2 separate regions of the Homo sapiens genome follow, and region 1 is linked to region 2. Evidence: chromatin loops called from intact Hi-C (ENCODE). Cell type or tissue: HCT116. All regions are shown on one strand. Links, peaks and the distances in the headings refer to the core of each region. The heading gives the core; the rest is flanking DNA. Region 1 overlaps CD58 (CD58 molecule). Region 2 has its middle 30 kb from the start of LINC01762.

The links. Hi-C counts contacts between places; a loop is a spot of excess contacts. Peaks named below come from ENCODE experiments on the same cell type or tissue, not always from the same donor. Only the 100,000 strongest peaks of a DNase experiment are listed, where the experiment ranks them.
Region 1: it touches region 2 in a loop (2.5-fold over the local background); 19 of 110 quality-filtered maps call a loop at or near these places.

What each region holds. Positions count from the first base shown.
Region 1 is chr1:116,555,591-116,558,504 of GRCh38, reverse strand. The region is part of intron 1 of CD58 (CD58 molecule); the gene reads left to right. LOC105378925 (a long non-coding RNA gene) reads right to left here. Exons shown (of 3, transcript XR_947739.2): 3 at 1-2,914. Among named protein-coding and RNA genes, the nearest start is that of MIR548AC, 3.1 kb to the left of the region's middle. RefSeq lists enhancers at 1,604-1,898, 1,672-1,921. In HCT116, for the core only: no CTCF peak of the experiment used is centred there; DNase peaks (open chromatin) are centred at 1,724 and 2,574; H3K4me3 peaks cover 649 bases; H3K27ac peaks cover 1,861 bases.
Region 2 is chr1:116,507,692-116,510,605 of GRCh38, reverse strand. No RefSeq gene overlaps it. Among named protein-coding and RNA genes, the nearest start is that of LINC01762, 30 kb to the right of the region's middle. RefSeq lists an enhancer at 1,098-1,157. In HCT116, for the core only: no CTCF peak of the experiment used is centred there; a DNase peak (open chromatin) is centred at 1,455; H3K4me3 peaks cover 1,435 bases; H3K27ac peaks cover 2,500 bases.

The sequences.
Region 1 (2,914 bases), core at 301-2,800, 48 kb before region 2:
ACTATAAATGCATATATGGGTGTGTAGATAGAGATGTTGCTTCCCAGATTGCCACACATCCTGATACTGCAAGTAGGCATCAACTGAAAATGTGCCGTGATGTGAAGACCAAACGCAGAGAAGTGAGAGGGACAAGGCTGTGCTCAGTGACCCATATCCAGATGAGAAATCCATCTGCTCACTTGGGAGCAAAAATGCCCCAAGACCCTGCTATCTCTGGGCTTGCACGAGGCTTTAAATGAATCACCATTATGATGTCTTATATTCAGAGGGAAATACCAATATTCATATATTCAGGTACTGAAACTTTTAAGGGAATTTTTCTTTTTTCTTTCTTTTTTTTTTTTTTTTGGTCAAATGAACTTTTACTTTACCTGCTAAAATCTGCAGGCAGTGTGAGCCTTAAAATATTTTAGAGAGAGAGAGAGAAGTATCTTAAAATTACATTGTTTATTTCTAAGAACAAACTCAAGAAAACCCTTTCCTTCAAATCCCGGAAGAGTGATTAGCTTGTCTCTAAGGTATGGCATTGGCTGGGCATGGTGGCTCATGCTTGTAATCTCAGCACTTCAGAAGGCCCAGGGAGGAGGATCACTTGAGCCCACGAGTTTGAGATCAGCCTGAGCAACATAGTGAGACCTTGTTTCTACAAAAAATATAAAAATTAGCTGGGCGTGGTGGCATGCAACTGTAGTTCTAGCTACTTGGGAGGCTGAGGCAGAAGGATCACTTGAGCCCAGGAGGTTGAAGCTACAGTGAGCCACGATTGCACCACTGCACACCAACCTGGGTGACAGAATGAGACCCTGTCTCCAAAAAGAAAAAGGAAGGAAGGAAGGAAGGGGAGGGAAGGAGGGAGAGAGAGAGGGAAAGAAAGAGAAAAATAAAAAGAAAGAAAAGAAAGAAATGACATCAGTGAACCTCCTCAAACCATAGCGAGGCTGTTAAGTTTGATTGGGGCTGACATCCATGAGTGGGTACAAGTTTATCTGGTGTGGTGCCCTGCATCCTATAACACTTAGTTGGTAAAATCTACTTAAACTTGAGAGGGAACATCTCAAAAGGGACAGCTGTGGAGTTGGGAAGGTGGAGCCCGCAGGTCCTCCCATCTTGCTTTGGTGATGAGGCAGAAAGTGGGGCTGAAAAACTGAGTCTGTTTTGGTTGTATATGAGGGCTCCTGAGCCATTTTATTTTTAAGCTCCAGTTAAACTTCTTTCTCCATCTCTCCTTACGAAGTCCTCCTTCTTCAGCCAGGTTCCACAGCAATTTGGGATTTCACAAAGCCCAGGGTTTGGGGTGACTGTCAAATTTTGCTATTCTGTCAGGAAGCCTTATCTTTTGAACTACATTTAAGTTGTATTTTAATCATTTTAGTTAATTCATTCAACAGATATTTATTGAAAGTCCATATGCCAGACATATGGGGATACAGCCAAAAACAGGAACACCTTTGTCCTTGTCCTGATAGGGCTAGCCTGGCTGGGGTTACCCCTAAGCTCAGATTTGAATTAGTTGCCAACTTTCAAGAACAGGAATTTTCACACAAAATGTGAATATCTGGCTTTTTTTGAAAAATTGGGAACCTGGCAATGGTGGGCCTCTGTTTCCACATGGCAGGAGCTGAGGCACAGCTCCTGTTTCCACATGGCAGGCCCCTCCCTGTAGGCTCACTGGTGCGCAAGTCCTCACCAGTCCCTTCTGACTCACACTTGGCCCGCTGGTATCTCCTCTGTGGGTGGAATTGCTGGTCTTCGTCTAATGCGTCATTTGCCACAGTTCTGTTTCTTTGTGACTCCTTTGTTTGCTCGTTTTCTTTTTATTGTTTCTGGTCTGGCTTTTTCTTCCTTGACTGGAGTCTTGCTCTCTGAGGCCCTCTTCAGCTCTAGCATTCGATGATTTGGAAACCACAGAGCTTAGTGCCTCACCTGTAGGTTTGGAGGTGTGCTTAACTCAGTTTGACTTTCTCATTTGCAACATCTGCTGTTCCAATGCTGTCTATAGATTGTATCCTGAGAAACCCTGCATCATGTCACTATCTTTAAGAGCCTTATGCCATGTAGCAAGCTAAATAAGAAACAATGGTTAAGAGCACTGATTCTGCAGTCAGATTGTCCAGGTTCAAATCTGGCTTCATTACTTAACATTGTTGTGCCTCAGTTTCCTCACCTGCAAAATAATAAGGTTAGAAATAAAACCTTCTTAATATGTTTTTAGGATTCTGATTTTTTTTTTTTTTTTTTTTTTTTTTCTGAGATGGAGTCTTGCTCTGTCACCCAGGCTGGAGTGCAGTGGCACAGTCTTGGCCACTGCAACCTCCACCTCCCGGGTTCAAGCGATTCTCCTGCCTCAGCCTCCCATGTAACTGGGATTACAGGCGAGTGCCACCACGCCCAGCTAATTTTGTATTTTTAGTAGAGACGGGGTTTCACCATGTTGGCCAGGCTGGTCTGGAACTCCTGACCTCAAGTGATCCACCTGCCTTGGCCTCCCAAAGTGCTGGGATTACAGGCATGAGCCACTGCTCCCAGTGGTGAGTACCTATTTATAGAGCCCTTGCAACAGTGCCTGGCACAGAGCCAGGGCCATACAAGTGTTAGATTAAGTAAAAAAAAAAAGTACCAGTCAATCTGAATCTCAGGCCCTGAGTAATAATTTGCAGAGGAATTTGTGCTGGGGGTTGAGAGTTCCTTTTCATTAACCCATAGTTAACGGTGACCAGATTTTCTAAATAAGAAATCAGGATACTTCATCTATAAAACTTGGGTTCCAGTTACAACTTCAGGCCATACAAAAAGAACTATTAAAATTGAGGTGTTGATGTTTTGTAGAAACACTGCAACAGAATATTTGAGATCAGACCTGTTTTTAGATATGTGATCACTCTATACATGTAGTGCTGATTAGGTATTAGGT
Region 2 (2,914 bases), core at 214-2,713:
ACATTACAGCGGTTGGCTTGGGAGGGATGGCTCATGATACCGCTTCATCAGCATGCATCTGCTGAGAACCATTGCCCCGGCAACCCACATGTAGCCTGGAGCAAAAGAAAAACGTGGGCCTCTGTGGTACAGGTCTTGATGCATTTCCCTTTTTAAATTTTTTTTTTTTACTTTAAAAAAATATAAAAACAGGTTCTTGTTATGTTGCCCAGGCTAGCCTTGAATCCTGGGCTCAAGAGATACTCCCGCCTCGGCCTCCCAAAGTGCCTCGGATTACAGGTGTGAAACATACACCTGGCCTTGATGTATTTTAATCGGTTAATTTTTTCCAGAACATTGAGGTAGCATAAAAAAAGTTGGAAAGTTGAAAAGTAGGTACATTAAAACTTTATATTAAGTTTAAATTATTTTACTTATACCAAACAAACAAACAAACAAAGCCCAAGAATTTATTAGAATGTTACTTTCCTGGCTTTGATGGAAGAACACTCATTAGTAAAACCTTCAAAGTCTACTTCTTGTTTTGTTTTCAGTTGAGAACATTGTCATGTTTGAGAATTTTTTCTTGAACAAGTGATGATTTTAAATATTTTTAAATTAACTTTAGCTCACTTGCAACTTCTTTTGGATGTGCCTTTATTTAAAAATTTGATAGTTTGTTTATCACAGATTTTTTGCACTGTGACTAAAAAAAATTGCATTAAAATATTATTGATCTTGATTACTGAGGTTTTTGATGTTGCCCTTGCAATTTCTGCCTAAGGTGAGTGTCTCATTTCACGATGAAGTCATCCATCCATCCACCCATTCATTCAACACATAGTTCTTGACTGCCTACTTGGGGCTTGCATTCTAGTGGATAGAGATAGACATTAACCAGGGTAAATAAGGAAACCACAGCACTAAGAGCCATAGAGAAGAATAAAACAGGGAAGGGGGTGGGGAGTGTAGGAAGGGACAAGGAAAGACCTCACTGAGGGACCCTCCAGCAGAGCTGTCAAGGGGTCACAGATGGGATCCCAGGATGGGGATTCCCAGTAGAGGCCCTGAAGTGAGAGCAGGCCCTGCACATTCGCAGACCAGTGAAGAGGCTCATGTGCCCAGTCAGCCCACAGGCATGTTTTTTTTGGCTCTCACAGTATTAAACTTAAAAAAAAAATGATATGCCTTTAGATGGGCATCTCTCTGCAGTTCACAAGCTCTACTCCTCCCTATTTTCTTGCACTCATTTGTTTCCTGCCTCTGAACTCAAGCTGTGGGGATAATTGTGTGCTTTGAACATGTCCTGGGAGCAAGAGAGACACAGGACAGGAAGACAGGGCAAAGCACATCTGGCCTTAAGCTGTGTAGATTGAAGATCAAGGGCAAATCCCCACCCTACTTCATAATGTGAAGTCATAGTCCACAGTGCAAGGGCAGCGGGCTCCCCAGAAAAGGGTGGGGTTTAAATTCTTCACCAACCAAGAGAAATGGGAACTTAGAATCAGAAATAAGTTGAGTCATAGAAACTAGAGGGCATTATTTTTTTTCAGATCTTAGTTTGTGGACTGAGTCATACCTACAAGGATAAAATCTATTCCACCTCTCCTGTGTTCCAGACACCTTTGATCCCATAACCTCTATTTAATCCTCACCACAATAGCTCAAGCTAGATGGAATTTTCCTACTATTATTCCTGGGTGACACAACTAAAATTCAGTGAGATTAAGTGAGTTGCCCAAGGATGTGCAATGGGCTGCTGGTGAAAGCAGTATCCAGATCTCCTCTGCCTACCTCCAAAGAGTAGGCTCTTCCCCAGGAACCTTGCTGCTTGTCATAGAAATGGAGTCCCTCACTCCATCTCATTGCTACAAGTGTACACAGGGTGTGTAGGTATGAAAGCAACTCTGATGGCCCTGTCATTGTGGCAAATACTTTAAAAAATGTTTATCTTATTTGAGTCTCAAAACATCTTGGTGAATCAGATAGCATCACCCCATTTTGAAGACAAGAGAACAGATGTACTGAGTTGAGACGACATGCCCACAGTCACCTAGCAGTGACTAGGAGATATGAATCTGGGTCATAGTCCTGTCCCAGCACTGCCTTGCTGCTCCCAAGACAGGATTGTAGTATGCTGTCTACCCTACCCAAGCCATGCCACTCATCACAAACTTTGCCACATTAGCAAAATGCTACACAACGTATTTGAAAAAGGAGGATGTAATCCTCCATGCCTCCCAGCCCATGCCCACACGCAACCCTAGATATTTTCATCATAGAATAACAGTAAAATCAGAGAGCTGGGTATATCCTGACAGGCTAGTTACCCACTCATCAACTCATGGCACATGAGGATTTTCAGTGCTGCTACTAGGAACTGACTCAGCAGGTTACATGACCCGGGGCTCACTGAATGCTCAGGCCAGAAGGATGCCCATGCCTTCCAGGATGCCACAGACAATGGTGGCTACCTGCTGACATGAATGTTGCCTACAATGAGATGTGTTTGTTCCCAAGAATCTATTCTATTAGGTATACTTTAACATTGTCACGTAAGCTGGTGAAGTGTGAATGCAAAAGAAAGTTATTGTTTTTATAAGAAACAAGTTGACAGTTTTACAAAGACTTAATAAAGGAGAGATGCTAAAATGAGATTAGTGGATTGAGTACAAGCAAGACAGCTGAAAAGATAGTGGGAAAAGTACCACATCTATAAGGTTTCTGTACTAAAATTGCTTTGCAAGTATCTAAGCTCTCGCTCCACTCCACAGAAACTGAAATTAGAAATTGTAGACAATGCATTAAGGGCGTGATTTTTGTATGAAAGAATAAGGAAGAACTCTGAAAAATATACTTAGTTTCAATGAAAAGACTTTGACTATGTCAAAACCTTAGTGAAGCAATGTGTATTTCTATGTTTTAGGTTAACAAA